Linked DNA regions of Mus musculus: region 2 is linked to region 1. The links are chromatin loops, found by intact Hi-C in ENCODE. Cell type or tissue: heart. All regions are shown on one strand. Each heading gives the region's core, and the rest is flanking DNA. Links, peaks and the distances in the headings are about the cores only. Region 1 has its middle 12 kb from the start of Gm11110. Region 2 holds the start of Gtf2f1 (general transcription factor IIF, polypeptide 1).

Region 1 (11,648 bases), core at 4,420-6,919:
AGTAACCACATGGTGGCTCACAACCATTTGCAATGGGATCTGATGCGCCTATAGACAGCGACAGTGTACTCACATAAAATAAATAAGACCATAGATAGATAGATAGATAGATAGATAGATAGATAGATAGATAGATAGACAGATAGATAGATAAAATGTAATTAATTTAAAATTTTTTGATAAGCATGCTGGTGTAGCTCTCCACAATTGATGGTTTCTAGCAGGAGTGGGGGTGGGGAAGGACTTGGTTTCTTTAAGGGGCTGGCCACTGAGCGGTTAACTATGCTCCAGTAACCATGGGCAACACAAAAATGGACTCTTCTTCTTAATCACTGTCATCTCCTCCTCCTCCTCTTTCCCCTTCTTTTGTGGGGGTGGTCAGAAGAGAGAAGGGGCAGACCTGGGAGGACTGAGGAATGAGTGTGATAGGTGCATGGTGAGAAATTTCCATAAATCAGTAAAAATACTACATCGGAGGAAAAGAAAGAGTAGCTCTTGCAAGAACCCAAGTTCGGTTCTTCCACCCACGTCTGGCGGTTTACAAGTCCTCTGAATCCAGCTCCAGGGGATCTAACATACTACCCTGGTCTCACTGGACTCTGCACACGCGTTGCCTATACACACAGACAAGTAAGTAAAAATAAGAATAATGAAAATTTTAACAGGGACAGAGACTGACCATTAAGAAAGGAAAAGACTCCTGAAAACCAGATACAGCGGTGAGGTGGGGAAAGTCCCCAGATTTTGAGGCGTTGCAGCACATGCCCCTTGCAAGACATTTACATAGGAACTGCCCCTCACACACGCCACCATGATTGTAGATCGGGGATTTCCCCACCAGGTGGGAAAGAGTGTCCAGTCTTGACATGTATCCCCAGGCCCCCATCTCTCAGATTTGGCTCAGAAAAAAAAACTCATGGAACTGTGGAGGCTTAAAGCTGTTTTGTCCCCAATCACTGGAAGGTTTCTGTATCCTCACAATACAAGTTTCAAGTCTGTTTGTTTGTTTGTTTGTTTGTTTGTTTGTTTTTAGCAAAGTGCTGGGGAGGGGAGGACACAAGTATCTTTGAATATAGCCCCTGTCATGGGGTGGGGGTGGAGGGGTTGTGGCATGAGCTCAGGGTCTTATTCAGGGGAACAAAGTACTGTAGAGTGACAAATTAGGACAGTAACTAGCAATTACTTTAAATTACTTTGAATTACTTTAAATGCTTGTTTCTTTTGAGACAGGTAAAAACATAGCTTTAAAAACATGCAAGGTCTCACTGTGCAATCATGGCTGTCCTGGACCTCACTATGTAGACCAGGCTGTCCTGGAACAGAGATCCACCTGCCCTCTGCCCCCTTTGGTTGTTTGGTTGTTGATTTAGTTTTTGGTTGGTTGGTTGGTTGGTTGGTTGGTTGGTTGGTTGGTTGGTTGGTTGGTTATTGATTGAGTTTTTGTTTGGTTATTTGGTTCTTTGGTTGCTGATTGGTTTGGTTGGTTGGCTGGTTGGTTGGTTGGTTATTGATTGAGTTTTTATTTGGTTATTTGGTTTTGACTGGGTTGTTTGGTTGGTTAGTTGGTTGGTTGGTTGGTTAGTTGGTTAGTTGGTTGGTTGGTTGGTGGTTGCTGACTAGGTTATTTGTTTGACTGTCTGGTTTGTTTTGGTTTTCCATGAAACTGGTTCTCACTTTCTTGTCCAGGTTGGAACTTTTACTCCTCTGCCTCAGCTTCCAAAGGGCCAAGAGTACAGCAGTGTACTACCACACTAGACTTCACATTCTTGCTTTCTAGTGAGCATTGAGAGCTAGTCAAGTATAAGCAGCGTTAAAAGTCCCTGGGGAACAGAACTTTAATACCAGGATTCAGGAGGCAGGTGGACCTCCATGATTTTCAGGACACTCAAGGATACATAGGGAGACCCTGTCTGAAAAAAACAAGTAAAACTAAAACACAGACCATGGGGCAGACCCCAGATACATGACCACCAGCTTCTAATTCAAGGAGCTGCACTCTAGTGGAAGAACCATTTGAGCCTGCCAGTTTTCTCTTGCTAGGCACACAGTAAGAGAGAGGAGATCTAGGTAGACAGAGCTTAATTGCCATGTCCCAAGATCTTAGAGGATGCCTCACTTCCTGGTTCTTCCCCAGTACCAGACCTCAAAGGCTATTTCCAGGGCATGGGCTCTTTCCAGAGATTTGCCCAGACATGTTCAGGGCTGCCTTGATTAACATGTGGTCCTGAACTTCCGTTTACAGATCAACCCTGTTGCCCTTGTTCAAGTTGGCCAATCCAGAGCGGGAACAAAGCTAGCCATATTCACCCCTTCACCCACACACTAAATTCTTCAGACCCACATGAAAGCTCCAGACCCCACCCAGGAATGTGATCCCAGATGCCTGCCATCTTTAAGTACTTTGCCTCCTGCTTGTGACTTTCATATGAATAAACCGTGGCTTTGCTTGACTTTCACACTCTTGCCTGTTAATTCCTAGAAGATAAAAACAACCTATTCCTTTACCTACAGATGATGGTGATGCTTGTAATCCCATCACTAGGAAGGGCAGAGGTCAGAAAACAAAGCGGCCCCCACCTCACTTCAACCCTAAAATCCGATCAAACCTTCTCACAAGCTAAGAAACAAAAATTTCAACCCAGGGCCTTCCAACTAGCATAGGTTTGTAAATAAAAATCTCAGTGCTGGGTGTGGGACACTTCCCTGTGAGCTGTTGACCAAGAAGGCCCCAGAGGACCCCAAAAATAACACAAGCCTGTACTCTTGATTGCCCACCAAAAGTAGATAGTTAAAGACGTTATTGCTGAAGACAGCACACATTTTGTATAATAAATCAATGGTCTTACCCAGCTGTGAATCCTGCATGCTACAACGCCAACCTGCCAAGCAAGATGGCCCCACTGCAGCAATAGCATCATGACTGCTGTAGGGGTAACCCACTGCTTTCTGACTCGATTTCGGGACTGCTCCATAGGAGACAGTACTTATCTGTTACTGTGATGAAGCTGGGTTATATTGTTAGTTTATTTTTAGCTTTTTGAGAAGTCTCCACAATGACTTCTCAAGTGTCTGTACCAGTTTGTCCCACCAATAGTGAATGGGGGCTGCCTTTCCCCACATCCTCTCCAGCATCTGCTATCTGTTATTGCAGTTGCCTTTCTGACTGAGGTAAGAGGAAATCTCAAAGTTGTTTTGATTTGGATTTTCCAAAGTGCTAATTTTTGCAGTATTTCTTGGCCATTTTTACCTCCTGTGCTGAGAATTTTCTGTTTAGATCCCTAGCATGTTTTTCTTTTCTTTTCTTTCCTTTTCTTTTCTTTTCTTTTCTTTTTTCTTTTTTCTTTTTTCTTTTCTTTTTTCTTCTCTTCTCTTCTCTTCCTTTCCTTTCCTTTCCTTTCCTTTCCTTTCCTTTCCTTTCCTTTCTCTTCTCTTCTTTTGGTTTTTCGAGACAGGGTTTCTCTGTATAGCCCTGGCTGTCCTGGAACTCACTCTGTAGACAAGGCTGGCCTTGAACTCAGAAATCCGCCTGCCTCTGTCTCCCTAGTGCTGGGATTAAAGGCGTGTGCCACCATGCCCGGCTGTTTTTTGTTTTTTTGTTGTTGTCCTTTTGTTTGTTTGTTTCTTTTTGCATCTTTGCCAAATGTCTAAAGGCTGTAGTTACACATATACAAACATTTAAGTTTTTTTGTTTTTTTGGGGGGGGGGTTGTTTTTTTTTTGTTTGTTTGTTTGTTTTTCGAGACAGGGTTTCTCTGTGTAGCCCTGGCTGTCCTGGAACTCACTCTGTAGACCAGACTGGCCTCGAACTCAGAAATCCACCTGCCTCTGCCTCCCGAGTGCTGGGATTAAAGGCATGCGCCACCACGCCTGGCTTAACATTTAAGTTTTTAAAAGCCACACAGGGGGCTAGAGAGATGGCTCAGCGGTTAAGAGCACCAACTGCTCTTCTGAAGATCCTGAGTTCAAATCCCAGCAACCACATGGTGGCTCACAACCATCTATAATGAGATCTGACTCCCTCTTCTGGTGTGTCTGAAGACAGATACAGTGTACTTATATATAGTAATAAATAAATCTTTAAAAAAAAAAAAGCCACACGGGAGGCACTATGTCCCCCACCAAGGCATCATGTTGATGTCTGCACTCCAAAATTTCTGACAAGTTTAACACCATTTCTGGATTTTCTCCCAACTTTTCTGATTTGTTCAGAGCAAAAAACGCACTCCTTCTCTCTGCAGGATCTTCCCCTTTCCTCCAACAATTCTCTCTCTTTCCATCCAGAAAGAGTTAGCAGAACTATCCCTCAAAAATTCTTTAACAATGAGTTCTAGAAAACCATGTTTCTCCACATGATTCCCAGAGAATCAGGAGGGTGTGCCACATCGACCCATACAAAAATCCGATCCAGATCTGCCCTTACATTTGCCTCAAAACACACAAATAAATGTTAAGGTTTGGTCTTTTGCTATGTTAAATACTGATTGTTCCCCGAGACCACCTATAGACCCAGGTGATGCTATGGACCTCGCCCCTCAAGTTATCCCTGATTGGTGAATAAAGAAGCCAATAGCTACTAGCTGGGCAGAAAAGACATAGGCAGGGCTTAGGGTTCCTGGGCTTGGGATTGGAAGAGAACCACAAGGTGGGACAAGAAGGAGAGAGGAGAAGCCACTATGGGGTAAGAATCTTAAAATAATGCCCATGTGGGTTGGCTAATTGAAGTTAAGAGCAGCCCAGACAAAACATGGCAAATCATATAATGGGATTATTGGCTGGGAAGTAGACATAATAGCATAGAGGGTAGATATCTGCCCAGCTCTAATGCTGATTAAGGCTTATTGTAAGTATGAAGGTTGTGTGTCTTTTATCTGGGTCAAAGGCAGGGTAGAAATAACAAAGATTGTGATTCAATATTTCAACAACAAATAATTGCATCTCAATCTCACACACACACACACACACACACACACACACACACACACAAAAGCACAACCACACATGAATTAACTTTCTTAGAACCCTACACACTGACATATCTCACTGTAGGAATAGGCTGACATATGACATCAAGATAAACTATTCTGAGCTTAACTGACTACTGCATTGCCTAACCCTTCCTTACAACCAACTCCTCTCTGCTTCCACACTCTCGATAAAAGAAATTTTTTGCCTGCTTTCTTACAATGCTTATACCCATTTTTTCTGTGGTACCAGGAAAATAACCCAGAGCTTTCTTGTCCTCACTCAGACACTCTCCCAGACTCTCACTGGGGATTCTAGGCAGGGGCTCCACCCAAGCCACTCCCCCGGCCGGTCTCACCCGGGACTCTAGGCTGGGGCTCCACCCAAGCCACGCCCCTAGCCGCTCTCACTGGGAATTCTAAAACTTTTTTTTTTTTTTTTTTTTTTTTTTTTTTTTTTGTCACTGGAGATTCTAGGCAGAGGCTCCACCCAATCGACATTCCCCCAGCCCCTATCACTGGGGATTCTAGGAAGGGGTTCCACCCAAGTCACTCCCCCCAGTCGCTCTCACTGGGGCTTCTAGGTCCAAGCAAGCCACTTCCCCAGCCGCTCTTACTGGGGACTCTAAGCAGGGGCTCCACCCAAGCCACTCCCCCAGCCGCTCTCACTGGGGATTCTAGGCAGGGGCTATACCCATGAGCAGCAATTCCATCTAGCCAGGAAATCCTGACAGCTGACGCCACATGCATCACTGTACTCAAGCAGTGACAGGAAAGACACAGGTCACATAGCATCTAAAGCCTTTATAAAAAGTATCTGAGCAGGCAGCTCTACAGGGACACATAGCTGATTCATAGTCACCAGGAGAAAATGGGAAAGAAATAAAGGATTTTGTCCTGGTTAGTTTTATGTCAACCTGACACAAGTTAGAGTCATCTGGGAGGGGAGAGCCTCAGCTGAGAAAACCGCGCCATAAGATCAGGCTGTTGGCAAGCCTGTAGGTTATTTTCTTACTTAGAGATTGATGTGGGAGGGCCCAGCCCACTTTGGGTGGGGCCATCCCTGGACTGGTGGTCCTGGGTTCTTTAAGAAAACAGGCTGTGCAAGCCATGAGGAGCAAGTCTGTAAGCAGCACCCTCCATGGCCTCTGCATCAGTTCTTGCCTCCAGGTTCCTGCTCTGTTTGAGTTCCTGTCCTGGCTTCTTTCAGTGATGGACTATGATGTGGAAAATAGATGCCAAATAAACCCTCTCCTCCCCGTGTTGCTTTGGTCATGGTGTCTCATCCCAGCCATAGTAACCCTAACTAAGAGAGATCTGAAATCACCCAAAAGTCATCATGGTGATGGATGTTCAACGCTACAGAGAACACATCTATACTTACTTCTGATATGAAGCCCTGATTGTAGTCCAGGCTTGCCCTGAATTAACTGTCCTCCTGCATCAGTGCTGGAGTCACAGGCCTGTGCCACCCTTAGCCAGCTTTCTGGGGAGTCTTACAAGTTGCTCAATTGTAGTATAAATATTGCATAAATATAAGTTGCACCTCAGGCAAAGGGACAGAGGTGAGGGAGAACGAGCGACCTAGGCCAGTGGTTCTCAACCTCCCTGAGACCCTTTAACACAGTTCCTCATGTTGTGGTGACCCCCAGCCATAAAATTAGTTTTGTTCCTACTTCATAACTGTAATTTTGCTACCATTATGGATTATAATGTAAATATATGATGTACAGGATATCTAATATGAAACCCCTGTGACTCAAAGTGGGCATGACCCACAGGTTGAGATCTGCTGACCTATATAAGGTGAAAAGCTCTAGCTGGTATATTTTGTCCCCAGAAGTCTCTATGTGTTCAAATGCAGCTCAACAATGTCCAAACTCCCAGAAAACACTAAGCAACATATTGCAAGTTCAGGGGTATTTTGCACTTAATCTGCCATTAGGAAAATGTTAAGGCTAACCCTCACTAGTGCCATTGTGGTGTACAACTTTAATCCAGCAGTCAAGAAGCTGAGCCAGAAGGAGCTCTGGGAGCTCAAAGCCAGCCTGTCTACCTCCAGAGTCCCAGGCCATCCAGGGTTACACAGAAAAACTGCTAAAGCGTTAAAGCTAAAGAGAATGAAACCCCATTTGTGGCTGTGACAGTAGAGGCAGGATTCTGCTTGAGGACAAGGCATAAGGCACTTGTGTATAGATAGGAAGGGTGCTTAATACACTGGGGGTTGAGTCATGATGGTGCATGGCTGCCATCCCAGAACTCAGGGGACAGGGGCAGGAGGGTCATGAATTTGTAGCCAACCTGGGCTATGTACCAAGAGATTAGTCGGGAGAAAAAGTCTGGGAACTACACTTTGCTGAAACTTTTATGGCATTGTGAGTGTGTGTGTGTCTGTGTGTGTATAAGAGTGTGTTTCTCTTTGTGTATGTCTGTGTCTTTGCCTTGTAAATGTGTGTCAGGACTGGAATTCAAGCAGATCGGGAAGCAGGAGCTGATGCAGAGGCCATGGAGGGATGTTCTTTACTGGCTTGCTTCCCCTGGCTTGCTCAGCTTGCTTTCTTATAGAACTCAAGACTACCAGCCCAGAGATGGTATCACCCACAAGGGGCCTTTCCCCCTTCATCACTAATAGAGAAAATGCCTTACAGTTGGATCTCATGGAGGCATTTCCTCACCTGAAGCTCCTTTCTCTGTGATAATTCCAGCCTGTGTCAAGTTGACACAAAACCAGCCAGTACAGTCTCCCTTTTTATTTCTGATTGTGTTAATTTGGATACTGTCTCTGCACCCTCTGGTTACTCTGGCTAAGGGTTTATCTATCTTGTTGATTTTCTCAAAGAACCAACTCCTGATTGTGTTGATTCTTTGCATAGTTCTTATTGTTTCTACTTGGTTGATTACAGTCCTGAATTTGATTATTTCCATCCATCTACTCCTCTTAGGTGAATTTGCTTCTTTCTGTTCTAGAGCTTTCAGATGTGCTGTCAAGCTGCTAGTGTATGCTTGCTCCAGTTTCTTTTTGGAGGCACTCAGAGCTATGAGTTTTCCTCTTAGCACTGCTTTCATTGTGTCCCATAAGTTTGGGTATGTTGTGCCTTCATTTTCATTAAATTCTAAAAAGTGTTTAATTTCTTTCTGAATTTCTTCCATGACCAAGTTATCATTGAGTAGAATGTTGTTCAGCCTCCATGTGTATGTGGACTTTCTGCTGCTTTTGTTGTTTTATAGACCAGCCTTAGTCCGTGGTGATCTGATAGGATGCATGGAATAATTCCAGTCTTCTTGTATCTGTTGAGGACTATTCTGTGACTGATTATATGGTCAGTTTTGGAGAAGGTACCATGAGGTGCTGAGAAGAAGGTGTATTCTGTTGATTGATGATGAAATGTTCTATAGATATCTGTTAAATCCATTTGGTTCATAACTTCTGTGAGATTTACTGTGTCTCTGTTTAGTTTGTGTTTCCATGATCTGTCCATTGGTGAAAGCTTGAGGTACAGTCTGGGATTATCCCTCCCTTGTTCTTTGTCCTGATCCTCCTTGCAGTCATCTCCAGTCTTAAGAATTCTCCCCCAGAGGAAGTGGTGGCTTCCCATAACAAGCACTGCCAGAATCAGGCCAACATTCACCTTTCCATTACTGACCTCATCCCACTTTCTCCAGACAAACTGGTTGATTTTAGTGATGAGGATGAGGGTGCCTCTGCTCCAGCCCTCCAGCCATCAGGCTTCAAGCCTTCATCTAGCGCTGCTGTCCAAGGGTCCCTCAAATGCCCCCTTTCATGGGACTTCCTATCCCTTGGGAGCACTGCTAGCCTTCACTAATAATTCCAACATGAGGCTGGCATTGGCTGAATCAGTGTTATCTTGATCATCTCCCAGCAAATCTTGAAAATTTTGCCACCTATGCCTATTGGTGCTACTCACTGAGTGGACCGATTTGAACCTCTTCTTCTCAGATCTTTGCTTCTGTTTGAGAATGAGCTCATTCACCAAGAAATTAAGATAGAGATGGTCAATACTGTCCACAGCATAGTTACACTTGGGACATCTATTATTGTCCTCCAAGCTCTGATGAATACACTTGTAGCAAAAGCTGTGGCCACACTTTGTCGTGTCTGCCTCCTCGGCCATGTCAAAGCAGATTGGTCTGTGTGATGGAGAGGAGTAAAATTTGCCAAGGACTACCCAATATTGCCATCTAACCTCATACCATAACACTTGGTATGTGGCGGTTTACCTCACATGATGCTTCCAATATTATTCCTTATGTTAACACGGATCCCATTAGATTCCTATATGACCCCATTATGAACAATATGCCCCCTTACTCTCCTAAAGGGTGGCTGTCTCTTTAATGGGACAATATTAAGAGGCCGTTTGACCCCTCATAGGTAGCCACTTACGCTATAATGGGAGGAATTGTCATACTAATAACTATTTTGTTTAAGTGTCTCATACAGGCTATCTCCAGGCAGTGTTCCATAAATAAGGCAACCCTCCAAGTGCTGATAGCTCTCGAAAATCCCAATTGTAGCTTCCCAAGGAAGTGATCAAAGCCTGGATGGCAGAGATCCATAAGACCACCATCTAGGCTGTTCCTCATCTCCCCCTTGTGTGGCATGCCTCCAGAGTAGTAGCTCTTTGAGGGCTGGTAAGATCCTGGAAGATAGGACAACCTAAGACAGGCACAGTCCACTATACTGGGAATCTTCGAGGTGGGGTCAACAATGTCAAGGCAATGGCACCCAGGCTCTCACTAGACTAAAAACAAAAGGGTGGCTATGTAGCAGGAACAGCAGGGGCAACCTCTATGTTAATGCACGGACTGGGCAGCCACAAAAGTATCTCCTGCAGGAGGACCTAATTGAGGACTGCCTGAGAGAGCAGGAGGCCCTGGGCTCCAATCTGTGCCCCAGTTAAACCTGCCTGGTGGGGCTCTGGAGGCGGCAGACTGGAGTGTTAGGAGTTCAGGGTCACCCTCAACTATGTAGCAAGCTAGAGGCCAGCCTCAGCTACACAAGACCAAGCTTGAAAGAAATAATAAAAGGATGATTGGTGACACACATTTTTCAGAACATGGTCACTTTGCTGGGGATAGAACTTACTAGAGAGAGTTTCCTAGCTTGAATAAGGTCCTAGGCTCCAGCCCACCCACATAACCCCAGTGAAAACACCCCCAGTGTGTGTGTATGTGTGTGTGTGTGTGTGTGTGTGTGTGTGTGTGTGTGCACATGAACGTGCAGATGTGCTCACCTGTGAAGATAGAGTCAGAAGTCTGAGGTTCATGTGAGTTCTTTCCTTCCTTTCATTCTCTACCTTACTTCTTTGTTTTCTGTTTTGTTTGTTTGTTTGTTTGTTTGTTTGACACAGGGTCTCAGTATGCAGCCCAGGCTGGGCTGGATCTCACTCTGTCAACCAGGCTGGCCTCAAAAATCAGAGATCCACCTGCCTCTGCCTCCCAAGTGTTGGGATTAAAGGTGTAGTGATCTGCCCAGCTTTTGAGGGGGAGACTGTCCATTGCTATCCAGGCACCACTGAGCTCTAGAGAGCCTCCTGACTGTACCTTCCCAGCTCAGGGGTTATAGAGTCACACTGCACTCAGATTCTGTTGAAGTTCCAGTCTCTCGAAGTGCAGAGAGGCCTTTACCCACTGTGGGTAACAATGAGGAACACTGTCTCTCCACATAAAAGACCTCTAAGGATAGCCATTTTCTAACCGGGTCCTGTGGCACATGCCTGACATCCCAGCGACTCAGGAAGAAACACAAGAGGATGAAAAGTTCAAGGATAGCCAGGGAAAGTTAGTCAGACACTGTCTCAGCAAAAAAAAATTAGATTAAAATGAGAATGGATGATGGATTAGCAGTACAGCACCCACCCCACCCTGTGAGGGACTGGGGGCATGGTCAAGGGTGGAGCACCCACCTAGAATCTTCCCCGAGGGGAGTTGACTCAGTGGTCAGCACTTACCATGCAGGAGGGTCCAACCCTTTCCACCACAAAAGATAAATAAAACCTGGCAGCTGTGTTCAGGATCTCTCAGGTTCCTCATTTGTTACCAGCTTTTTAAGCTGCCATGATGCAATCTCATCCATTCATGCCAGAGAGGAGAACTCTCGGAAACCACCACGGGCCTCGTGATTCCAAATCTGGTCCCCATTCTCATTTCTCCTCGTAATGACTCTCAGCAGCACCGGACACTCCAGCCCACAAGTTCTCATTTCCTTCTTGAAATGCAATCCTCAGTGGTGTCCTCATTTGTTTACCCAGCACAGGGGATTGAAACTCAGAACCTTGCGCGGACTACATACGCACCCTGACCCCAAGGTTCTTTAAGTCAAGGTCTCCCAACAGCTCAGGCTGGGCCTCAGCCTCCTGAGTGATGGGACAAATGTCACCACCACACTGAGGTGGTAGTAATGGCACACGCCTTTATTCCCAGGACTTGGGAGTCAGAGGCAGGCAGATCTCTGAGTCCAAGGCCAGCCTGGTCTATAGCCCAAACTACAGGACAGCCAGAGCTATAGAGAGACCCTTTGTCAAATAGATAGATAGATAGATAGATAGATAGATAGATAGATAGATAGATAGATAGATAGATAGATAGATAGATGTCTCCATAGATAGATAGATAGATAGATAGATAGATAGATGAATAAATAAATAAATAAATAAATAAATAAATA
Region 2 (11,648 bases), core at 8,895-11,394, 110 kb after region 1:
TCATTTCTGATTGTGTGTATGTCTATGTGTAGATATCTTCAGGTGCATGCAGGGGCCCCAGAGGCCATGTAGGACCCCCTGGAGCTGGATTTACAGGCCACTGAGAGCCACCTGAGAATTGAACCCATGTCTACAGAGCAGCTAGGTATCTGTAGCAGCTGAGCCACCTCCCCAGCAACTAGGCATGGAGCCCAAGCTGGCCCTGAATGGAGACTCCCCTGGTCTGCCTCCTGTGTGCTTGGCTCTTTTTCTTTCCTTTACCCCCAACCCCTTTACACTCATATACTGAGCACAAGGCCTCACAAAATGCTAGGCAAACCCTTGTTCTCTGAACTAGGCTCTCAGACTCCTCATACTTTATTTTAGAGAAAGAGTTTCACATAGCCAGGCTCATTGGAAACTTATACTGTCCTTAAACTCAGATATCTTGTCTCTGCCTCCTGAGTGTTGGGATGAACGGTCCAATGACCAAGTCCAATGACCTTGAACTGAACTTCCAATCTTCTTGCCTCCACCTTCCTGAGTGACAGGCTTGTCCTACTATGCCCATCAGATATTCTAAGACTCTACCAGTTTACATTACCTGATACACCATCAATCTAATTCTAGATAAATGTCTCTACTTTGCTGTGTAGGGGAGGAAGTATGTCCCTTCTCAGCAATTTGCTTCCTGGACATTTTCGGTAGGATCCACTGAATATGTGGGTGTGCAGTTTATGGGTACAGCAGCTGATTTGTTTAAGTAACTTATTTATAGGGTCTATGTTACCCAGGCTGACCTCAAATTCCCCATTCTCCTGCCTCAGCCTTCCAGGTCCAAGGATAACAGGTGTTTGTCACTTCATCTGGCTTTCTTTTTCCCTCTCTCCTTTCCTCTCTTCCTTTGTCACTCCCTCCCCCATGCCTGATATAGTCCCTGACATATCCCAGGCTAGAATCTTTTGTTTGTGGGGGAGGGCTAGTTTAAGACAGGGTTTCTGTGTGTCGCTGGCTGTCCTTGAACTCACTCTGTAGACCAGGCTGGCCTCAAACTCACAGAAATCCTTCTGCCTCTGCTTTCCCAAGTGCTGGGATAAAAGATGTGTGTCACCACTGCCTGGCTGGGCTAGACTCTTATTCGATCTAAAAAAAGGTTATTAGATCTCTTTTATCATTTATCTAGTTGGAGAAGGATGGCACATGTGCCATTCATTCACAGGAGTCAGTTCAGGGGTTGAATTCAGGCTGTGAGGCTTGGCCGCAAAATGTCTTCACCCAGTGTGCCATCTCTGGCCCGTAGCACAGACTGGCCTGTCTATGTAGTCAAGGGTGCCTTGCCCAGCATGCACCCAGTTTCTGCTGGGTATGGGACCCAGGACTTTGCGCATTCTAGGCCAGTGACCTTTTTTTTTTTTTTTTTTTTTTTGATTTGTGAGTGTTTGTTTACATGTATGTGTGAGTGTGTGCAAGACCAGAAGAGAGTACAGGAAACCCTGGAAATAGAGTTAACAGATAGTTGTGAGCTGTCATTTGGGTGCTGGGAAGCAAACCCAGCTTCTGGACAGGAGCAGCCAGTGTCCTTAACTCTTACATCACCACAACACTGTCAGATAAGAACAGGTTAGGGCTGCAAGGCAGTCACTGGGCCAGCAGACCCTGGCTTCCTGGGGACTCCGTCCAGCCATGAGTGACCCCATGAACTCCTGTGAACTCTCACCGTGGGTACCAGGAGTCCCTTCTGCATGATGTCCCGGATCTGCCGTCCCCTCTGGGTGCTTCTCTGAGCCTCCTCCCGCAGCAGCTGGCCCAGCTCCACATGGTAGAAGCCGTATTTCAGAGCCATGTTTCTGCACTGGGTCCCTTTCCCGCAGCCGGGCCCCCCCACCACGAAGATGATCAGGGGATACCTCAGGATATCTATGGTGTTCAGGGAAGAAAGATGGTACTAGTGCAAGTCTATAAGAAATCCTGGACTCACGTTGAAGCATCCCCCTGTGGGGATTTTCCTGAGCCATTTGCACAGACCTCCATGAAGTGCCTTAGTGACTCCATCACCCCATTTTACAGATAAAGAAGAGGGCCCTCAAACTCACCCAGTAGCACCCTGCTCCGCCCACCATGCGGTCCTTTCTATGCTGCCTGCTTGTGCCTCTAGTCACACAACCTCTGAGTTGGGATAAGACCTCTCTGCCCTTTCCTCTCCTCCGCAGTCAGCCCTCGTTCTTTGTCCCTTTCAGTTCACTTTGGTCTTCCTAGCCAGCCTCTGTAACTTAAGGCGCACTCCCTGAAGGCGGAGAAATGAATGCCTCCCCTACTAGACACATCTGTGGAGTCAGTTGTTTATGCAAAGACAGTCATGGAATCAGCCTATCTCATTCCTCTCAAGTTCAATGCCTGTGCCTCCCTTGCCCCTCTGCTTAACCAACTCCTTTGCATCCCGTAGGCTCCCTTTCTCTGATTTGTCCCCAGAGAATAGTACTTTCCATTTCCGACACTGGCTCCTCTACTCAAGTTATATGCCAAAGGCATCAACCAACAGTGAGGTGGGAGCATGCGCAGATGCGTTCCTTCCGTGCAGGGGTTGGTGTACACCCCCAGGTAGTGGGGATACTTGCCCATCTCCCCCTTTCGTTGGCCCATGTAAACCAACCACCCCACGTCGTTACCCTTCTCCTGGGGCCTCAAAGCTCTGCCCAGCTGGGGCAGCGTGGACTCGCACAGACCCATCCCGCCCGCAATGCCGGGGTACGCTGGGGCCCTGTCTCCACCCTGCACCGAGTCCCCGGCTCCGCTCTACGTCACAAGGGACTCATTTTGCAAGATCCTCGGGATCCCCATATCCCAGGACACAGAAAACTGAACCTCAGACCCGCCCCAGAAGAGCCGAAGAAGCCACCCCACAGAGTGGGCCTCGGTTGCCATGGCAACTCGGCCTCCGTTCCCGCTTCTTGGACACATTTACGCTTGCGCAAGAGGATCGAGTTCGCGTCTACCAGGAGACTCCATTTCCACCCTACCCAGGATGCTCCGCGGTGCCTGCGTCGTGACGTCACGACGGGCGTGTCTACACGTGACTTTTCCGTGGTATATAAACAGAGAACGCCGCCAAAAGGTGGCTTTCTCTCCGAAGCTGGTGATCTAGAGTAGTTACAGCGGCTGCGCTCTTCTCGGTGTGGCAGCTCAACTTCCGGGTCAGGCTCTAACGCATGCGCAGAGAGTTAGGTCTCTTTTTCTCGTCTTCCAGCATTCTCCGAGACTTAAGGATTTGGAAATCCAAAGCACAGCATCACACTAACGTGACAACCAGGAAAGGTGCCTTCCCTTTCCTGGAGCCGAGGGACACAACGAAGTTCATCCCGTCAGGCCGACCGGGAGCAGCTTGAGCAACGGCCATGGCGGCTCTAGTGAGTATGAATGAGGTGGGGACAGAGGTGTCGCAGAACAGACCCCGCGCCCTCTCCTCGCCTTACAGACCCCTGCTCTCTTGCAGGGCTCCAGCAGCCAGAATGTCACCGAGTACGTCGTCCGAGTCCCCAAGTAAGTCCCCGTCCACCCACACTCCAGAACCTCGGCCCTGTGTTCCCCTGCCACCCCGTCCAAGACACAGTAACAGTTACCCCTTGGTAGTTAATGTCAGGGGTCGGTGACTTTGCCCTGAGTCAGACGGGTCAGGTCAGACATGGTGACTGCCTTTAATCTCAGCACTTGGGAAGCAGATGTAAGAGAATTTCTGTGAGTTCGCAGCCAGCCAGGTCTGTATAGTGAGTTCCAGGACAGCCAGGGCTACATAGTCGGGTCCTGTCCCAAAATAAAAGAAAACCCCAAACTGGTCACAGGTGGTATACATCCTGTTTTTTTGTGCCAAGTGCCATGTCCCTCAACTTCTAACTTTATTTTAGGTGGGTACATGCTAGGCAAGTACTCCACCACCGAGCCACACCCAGCCCCCTCTTAAGTTTTGTTTATTTTGAAGACAAGAGTCTTACTGTGTAGTTCAGATGGTTTGATCAGGCTGGCTTTGAACCCACTCAGATCCATTAAGACCCTTGCCTGCCTGCCCTTCTTTCTACATAGGGGTCCTCCGCACTTTTGGTTCCTTTTTTCTTTTTTTCTCTTTTGGTTTTTCGAGACAGGGTTTCTCTGTGTAGCCCTGGCTGTCCTGGAACTCACCTTGTAGACCAGGCTGGCCTCGAACTCAGAAATCCACCTGCCTCTGCCTCCCAAGTGCTGGGATTAAAGGCATGTGCCAACTCTGCCTGGTGGTCCCTTTGTTTCTTGAAGATTTAATTTATTATCTATGTGTATGAATGTTCTCTCTTGTCTCTCCTCTCTCACTCTCGCTCTTGCTCTCGCTCTCACTCTTTCTGTATGTGATGCTGTAAGAGAGCCTAGTGTCTGTGGATCTTTATCTGATGGGGTTGGGTTGGATGAGATGGATCTTGATTCTTTAAAACAAAACAAAACAAAACCCCTGAAAAACTAGAGCGTGGTTCTCAACTTGCAGGTTGCCTAAGACCATCGGAAAACACAGATATTTACATGACCATTTATAGCTTACAGTTGTGAACTAAACAAAAATAATTTTATGATTGGGTCACCGCAGCATGAGGAGATGTATTAGAGGGTCAGAGCTTTAGAACCATTGCTCTGGAGTCTTTTATGAGTTCCCAGAATTACCTACAACCAAGGGTGTAAAGCATAGATTTGTTGAATGAATAATCAATAGATTGAATAGTTTCTTGCCCATTCCAGGAACACAGCCAAAAGATACAACATAATGGCTTTTAATGCAGCCGATAAAGTCAACTTTGCTACCTGGAACCAGGTAAGTGGGTGATTCTGGGTGGCTGGGGCAGGGACCTAACCCTGGGCTGGTGACTATGTATAGTAATAACTTTACTGAAACGATGGTGCCCACACCTGTGGCTCCAGCAGATTTGTGATTCCAGCCATTTGGTGGCTGAGGCAGAAAGACTGAGTGTTTTAGACCAGCTTGTGCTACATAAATCCTAGCTCCAAAGAAAAGAAGTGCAAAGCAAAGCAAAGCATGTCAGAGGATGTGGTTCAGTCAGTAGAGCACGAATCTAGCATATATGAGGCCAAGCTGGATCCCCAGCGCCATGTATACTAGCCATGGTGGCACACGCCTGTCATCCCAGCACGGGAAGGGGGTAGGACCTCAAACTGAAGATGATCCTTGCCTGCACAGTAAAGCCCACGATACATATAGACGGTGTCTTTTTTTTTTTTTTTAATGGTTTTTCAAGACGGGGTTTCTCTGTGTAGCCCTGGCTGTCCTGAAACTCACTTTGTAGATCAGGCTGGCCTCCAACTCAGAAATCCACCTGCCTCTGCCTCCCAAGTGTTGGGATTAAAGGTGTGCGCCACCACTTGCCAGCCACAGACCATGTCTTAAAAAAGTAAAGTAGTGGGTAGCAAGATAACTCAGTGAGCAAAGAGGTGGCTCCAAGTGTGTCCTTGGATCTCATACAGGCAATGTCATGTACAACCTCCACAAAAAGAAATACACTTTAAAAGTTTGGGGTTTTTGTTTTTAAGAAAAAGCCAGCTGGCCGTAGTGGCACATACCTTTACTGCCAGTTCGAAAGCAGCAGAGTCAGTGGATCTCAGACTTCAAGGCCAGCCTGGTCTGCATGGTGAATTTCACTGTAGTGAGACCCTGTCTCAAAAGGATAAAATGATTCCACAAGATGGGTATAGCCAGAGATACTACTATCCCAGCACCAGGGAGGTAGAGGCAGGAGGATCATAAGTTTGAAGCCAGCCTGGGCTACATAACAGGACTTTCTAGATAATACTAAGAATAAAAAAAAAATGTTAAAGGCCAAAGTTTTAAACTATCCACTCTTTTGGGTGCCATGTTAAAATGTCACTATCTTCATATTGTTGAGGTTGCTCCTGGGCCTTCCTCAGGTGGTCACTATACATCTTTAGTCTCTGTACTCCATGATCTCATGAACCAGTCTGCTTTACTGTTATTGTAGTAAGTCCCACATTCCCTGTGACCAGAGTATTCTGTGTGTGTGATGTTTGTATGCATGTGGGCACGCTGTGCCTGTCAAGGCCAGAGTTGACATCAGGTGTCTTCCATAGTCACTCTACACCATATTTCGATGACATCTGTTGGGCCACTGGTATGTGGGGGATACAGAGTTTGGAGATCAGAGAAGACTTCAGGAGTCACTTCTCACCTTTTGCAGTGTGGGTCCCAGGGCTTGACCTCAAGCCTCGGGCTTGACAGCAAGTACCGTCCCATAGCCTTTCTACGTTGTGTTTTGAGTCAGGGTATCTAACTGAACCTGGGGCTTGCTGACCTGTGAGTTCCAGAGCCCCTCCTGTCTGCACCTCTCTCATGGGGTCTCAGATGCCATGCCCAACTTTGTCTGTGGGTCCTGGGGATCTGAATTCCTGATCCTTGTGCTTGTAAGCCTGCTACCTTACCCAGTGAACCAGTTCCACAGCCCTCTCCCTGGGCAGAGGCAACAGGTGCTCACATCCCTGGCCTTCATGCCACATGGGGAGTCTGCTGGGAGCACATGAAGCCTGGCACAGGGAGACAGAAGAGTATTCCTGCTTCTCCTTCAGGCACGGCTGGAGCGAGATCTGAGCAACAAGAAGATTTACCAGGAAGAAGAGATGCCAGAGTCCGGTGCAGGCAGTGAATTCAACCGCAAGCTTAGGGAGGAGGCGCGCCGGAAGAAGTATGGCATTGTCCTAAAGGAGTTTCGGCCTGAGGACCAGCCTTGGCTACTCCGTGTCAATGGCAAATCAGGACGGAAGTAAGTGATGCTAATGGTGGGAGGGGCCAGCCTGTGTCCCTCCCACATGCATACTTTGGAGGCATCTTCTTTGAGTCTGTAGCCAACAGGATGGTGGTCCCAGTACCACCTCCTTGATAAAGTTTAATCTTGGAGGTAAATCAACTAGATACTGTTGGTCTGGCTCAGCAGCCTGAGTGTGGCCTGGAGATAGGGCCCTGACCCCATGGGCGAGGATACTCCATTGCAAAGAAGGTGGAGTCTGATGGAGCCAGTGACGAGAGTGCTCTATGCATAGTTATTCAGTGAACCAATAGCTGGAGCCTACACAGTGTAAGGCCCTCAGTAGCCATGGGGGATTATAGGCTGGGAGCAGGATACACAGTGCAACATGGCCCAGAATCTGGTAGCAGATGGTGGCCACAAGGTGGCAGGGTGATGTTTGTGCTAGGGAGATGGTAGCACATGCCCTTCTGTCCTAATCATTCCTAGAAGAGCCCAAATGGGAACTGTAGAGAGGGTGGAAGGAGTGCAGGTGGGGTGGGTGGGACCGTGACCTAACCTAGGCTCTCCACAGGTTCAAAGGCATTAAGAAAGGCGGGGTAACAGAGAACACAGCCTACTACATCTTCACACAGTGTGCTGATGGTGCCTTTGAGGCTTTCCCTGTACAGAACTGGTACAATTTCACACCACTGGCCCGACACCGCACACTCACTGCTGAGGAAGCCGAGGAGGAATGGGAGAGGTGAGCCAAAGGTGGTTGTTACAGCTGTGTACGCCCTCAGAGCAAGGCTGCCTGGAGTACTGCTTAGTACTTGCTTGGGCAGACCTCTCTTGCTTGAGTCTTGCCTGGGAGCTGAGTGAAGGCTGGTACCACAGATATGCACAGCCTGGGGGTCCAGGGAGGGGCCTCCTAATGGCAACTTCCTCAGTTCTAGCCTGGGAGGTAGAGACAAAGGCGGGTGCAGGGAGGCTGGGATTGAGAAACTGGGGATGTATAGCATGAGATACCTTGTACACCTGCTGAGGATGGGACCTGTGGGCCCAGAAAGGGCTTCAGGAATGCATGTGGTTTGTGGGGTTGCTCTGTGCTTGCCTACAAGTCTGGACCAGTTCTCAAGGGGCCGGGACTGCAATGTCAAAAGCAGCTCCTCCTCCCACTATGCGTAGTCTTCTTCCGGGCATGCATAGGTGTGGTTCATGGACGGCTCCTTGTCCAGTGAGACCCTGCCCCTTCTCTAAGTAATCCTTGAGATAAATTAACAGTGGGGGGTGTGGGTGGGGGTAGTGTATGCACACATTACCACACAGATGGCAGAAGCAACAAGGACCAGGCATTCAGGTCCATCTTCTGTATTAAGTTTGAAGCCAGCTGTGGTTATATGAGATTTGGTTTCAAAACACCCCAAAACTTGACAGACACAGTAGTACACACCCTTAATCTCAGCACTTTGGTGCACAGGCAACAGGATCTCTGAGTTTGAGGGGTGGTTTATATTCCAAGTTACAGACCAGCTAAGATCACACAATGAGATCCTGTTTTAAAAGGAATTTTAACTGGGCCAAGCCTGGTGGTGCACACCTTTACCCCAGCACTCTAGGATGCAGTGGCATGAGAATCTCTGTGAGTTCAAGGCCAGCCTGGTTTTCATAGTGAGTTCCAAGACAGCTAGGACAATAGAGAGAGATCCTGTTTCACCAAGAAAACAAAACCAAAAACCAAAAACAACCGAACAACCCACCACCTCCAAAGCCATAAAATGTTATTTAGCTAACCAATATAATGGCTGGATATGCCTGGAACAGACCCTGAGTTTGGAGGAGCTAAGATTTGGGGTCTCCAGGGGGCTTAGGTGCACATGGGCCTGAGTCCATCTCAGGGCTCACCCTATATTGTTTCAAGATTTGGGGGTTTGAAATGGCCCAGGCTGTATGCCCTGCCTCTTTCTCTTTCTGTTGCATGTGGTGTGGCTCAGGCTAACTACCCTGCCTTAGCCTCCTTTACAGTGTTTGTGCCTTAATGAGGTTATCCTGTCATGCCCATTTGTCCTGTAAAGAAGGGATGCCCATTTGAGTGTATCGGTCATTATCTTCTACCATCCTCTTTGCCCAAGGAGCTCTTTGCAGTCCCCTACTCCCCACCATCCTCTGCTACACAAAGTACATAGTCACTTGTTCCCATGCAGGAGGAACAAGGTCCTAAACCACTTCAGCATCATGCAGCAGCGGCGGCTCAAGGACCAGGACCAGGATGAAGATGAGGAGGAGAAGGAGAAGCGCAGTCGCAAGAAGCCTAGTGAGCTGCGCATTCATGACCTGGAGGATGACCTGGAAATGTCCTCCGATGCCAGCGATGCCAGTGGTGAAGAGGGTAAGTGGGGACCCAGAGGTCTTAGTTCAGAGACCAGGTGAGTTACCACCACCTGGGAAGCAGCAATGTGTCCCTGTAGAGCTGCCTGCTCAGATACTATTTTTTTGTTTTGTTTTTCGAGACAGGGTTTCTCTGTGTAGCCCTGGCTGTCCTGGAACTCACTTTGTAGACCAGGCTGTCCTCGAACTCAGAAATCCACCTGCCTCTGCCTCTCAAGTGCTGGGATTAAAGGCCTGCGCTACCACTGCCTGGCTCAGATACTTTTTATAAAGGCTTTAGATGCTATGTGACCTGTGTCTTTCCTGTCACTGCTTGAGTACAGTGATGCATGTGGCATCAGCTGTCAGGATTTCCTGGCTAGATGGAATTGCTGCTCATGGGTATAGCCCCTGCCTAGAATCCCCAGTGAGAGCGGCTGGGGGCGTGGCTTGGGTGGAGCCCCTGCTTAGAGTCCCCAGTGAGAGCGGCTGGAGCCCCTGCCCAGCAGAGAGCAGAGATCTGTGCTCATCCAGTCTGAGCTCCTGTGTCTTCCTCTCACAGGCAGCAGAACCTCCAAGGCTAAGAAAAAGGCCCCTGTGACCAAGGCAGGCAGGAAGAAGAAAAAGAAGAAGGGCTCAGATGATGAGGCTTTTGAGGACAGCGATGATGGGGACTTCGAGGGCCAGGAGGTAGACTACATGTCTGATGGCTCCAGGTAAGGCACAGGCAAGGCAGAGATGAGGCAGGGGCAAGGCAGGCCAGGCCTGTGGCCGCCCAACTTTACGGCTTGCCTTTCTCTGCCCTATAGCAGCTCTCCAGATGAGACAGAAGGCAAGCCCAAAGTGCCCCAGCAGGAGGATGGCCCAAAGGGTAGGTGCCAGTTAGGGACCAACCAGTGGGTGGGAGTGCGCTCAGAAGTTGCCACTGCTCACCCATGTGACCTGTGTCCCAGGGGTGGATGAGCAGAGCGAGAGCAGTGAGGAGAGTGAGGAGGAGAAGCCCCCCGAGGAGGACAAGGAGGAGGAAGAAGAGAAGAAGGCCCCTACCCCACAAGAGAAGAAGCGCAGGAAAGGTGGGCGATGATGGCCAGTATACTCCTGGTCCTTTGGCCCTCCCTGCTCATGGGTGCTGATGGGTAGGCTCTGTCTGGGGTCTCTGCTTATGGTCCTTATCTGCCCTGTGCAGACAGCAGTGATGACTCAGACAGCTCAGAAGAGAGCGACATTGACAGTGAGACCTCCTCTGCACTCTTCATGGCGGTAAGTCAGAGCTGGGGGCTTGAGTAGGGCCAGTCTGAGCCTTCACACTCATACCCTAATCTCTGCAGAAGAAGAAGACACCCCCAAAGAGGGAGCGGAAGCCATCGGGGGGGAGTTCAAAGGGCACCAGTCGGCCAGGGACTCCCAGTGCAGAAGCAGCAAGCACCTCTTCTACCCTGCGGGCTGCAGCCAGCAAGCTGGAGCAGGGTGAGTGCCCAGAAAAGCCTGTCACTGGAGAAAGAGCTGCTGGCAGCCACCTGTTGTCCCCGATCTGGGCCCTGCCTGGACGTGACATTACTCTCTCCACCAGGGAAGCGGACGAGTGAGACTCCAGCAGCCAAGCGTCTTCGGATGGACACGGGTCCCCAGAGCCTGTCTGGGAAGTCCACACCCAGCAGCGGGTACGTTCAGACAGGAGCAGGACCATAGGTGGGATTGGGCTAAAGGGACTCTTGTATGACTCCAGCCTCCCTCCCTTCCCCTCCCACAGTGATGTCCAGGTGACAGAGGACGCTGTGCGCCGCTACCTGACCCGCAAGCCCATGACCACAAAGGACCTGCTGAAGAAGTTCCAGACCAAGAAGACAGGGCTGAGCAGCGAGCAGACAGTAAATGTGCTGGCGCAGATCCTCAAGCGCCTCAACCCTGAGCGCAAGATGATTGGTGATAAGATGCACTTCTCCCTCAAAGAGTGATGCCAATAAAGAGAGCAGGCCCAGAGTGTGTGCGAGTCATCACTGCCACCCCTGCCGCCCTGGAGCCCTGAGGCATCTGGGCCTCCATTCTTCCATTGTTTCTCAATCTCTCCCCCTCCCTCCCTCCCTCCCTCCTTCCTTCTTTTCTTTCTTTAATGCATCATATATGTATTAATCATTCCATTTGTTTACATCTCAAATGATATCCCACTTCCTGGTTACGCCCTCCACCAACCCCCATCCCACATCCCGTCCTCCCTCCTCTCCTTTGCCTGTATGAGAGTGCTCCCACACTCTCCCACTGCTCCAGCATCCTCCTACTCTGGGGCATCAAACCTCCCTGGGACAAAGAGACACCCCTCCCATTGCTGTCAGGCAAGGCCATCTTCCTACATTTGTATCTGGAGCCATGGATCCCTCCAGGTACACTCCTTGGCTAGTGGTCTAAACTATGGAAGAACTGGGTGGTCAGGCCATCCTATGTTGTTCTTCCAATGGGGTTGCAATCCCCTCCAGTCCTTCTGCAAGCTCCCCCACCAGGTTCCCTGAGTTCTGCCTGATGGTTGGCTCCAAGCATCTGCCT

What was found. Hi-C counts contacts between places; a loop is a spot of excess contacts. Peaks named below come from ENCODE experiments on the same cell type or tissue, not always from the same donor. Only the 100,000 strongest peaks of a DNase experiment are listed, where the experiment ranks them.
Region 2: it touches region 1 in a loop (24-fold over the local background); 2 of 42 quality-filtered maps call a loop at or near these places.

Annotation. Positions count from the first base shown.
Region 1 is chr17:57,112,578-57,124,225 of GRCm38, reverse strand. No RefSeq gene overlaps it. Among named protein-coding and RNA genes, the nearest start is that of Gm11110, 12 kb to the right of the region's middle. In heart, for the core only: no CTCF peak of the experiment used is centred there; no DNase peak of the experiment used is centred there; H3K4me3 peaks cover 600 bases.
Region 2 is chr17:57,002,844-57,014,491 of GRCm38, reverse strand. It overlaps Gtf2f1 (general transcription factor IIF, polypeptide 1), which reads left to right and starts at 3,204. Exons shown (of 13, transcript NM_133801.2): 1 at 3,204-3,383; 2 at 3,470-3,516; 3 at 4,732-4,804; 4 at 6,586-6,779; 5 at 7,336-7,506; 6 at 8,948-9,132; 7 at 9,673-9,826; 8 at 9,920-9,981; 9 at 10,064-10,183; 10 at 10,297-10,370; 11 at 10,439-10,577; 12 at 10,681-10,771; 13 at 10,861-11,090. The coding sequence starts at 3,372. The coding sequence ends at 11,065. It also overlaps the pseudogene Gm17949. In heart, for the core only: no CTCF peak of the experiment used is centred there; no DNase peak of the experiment used is centred there; H3K27ac peaks cover 640 bases.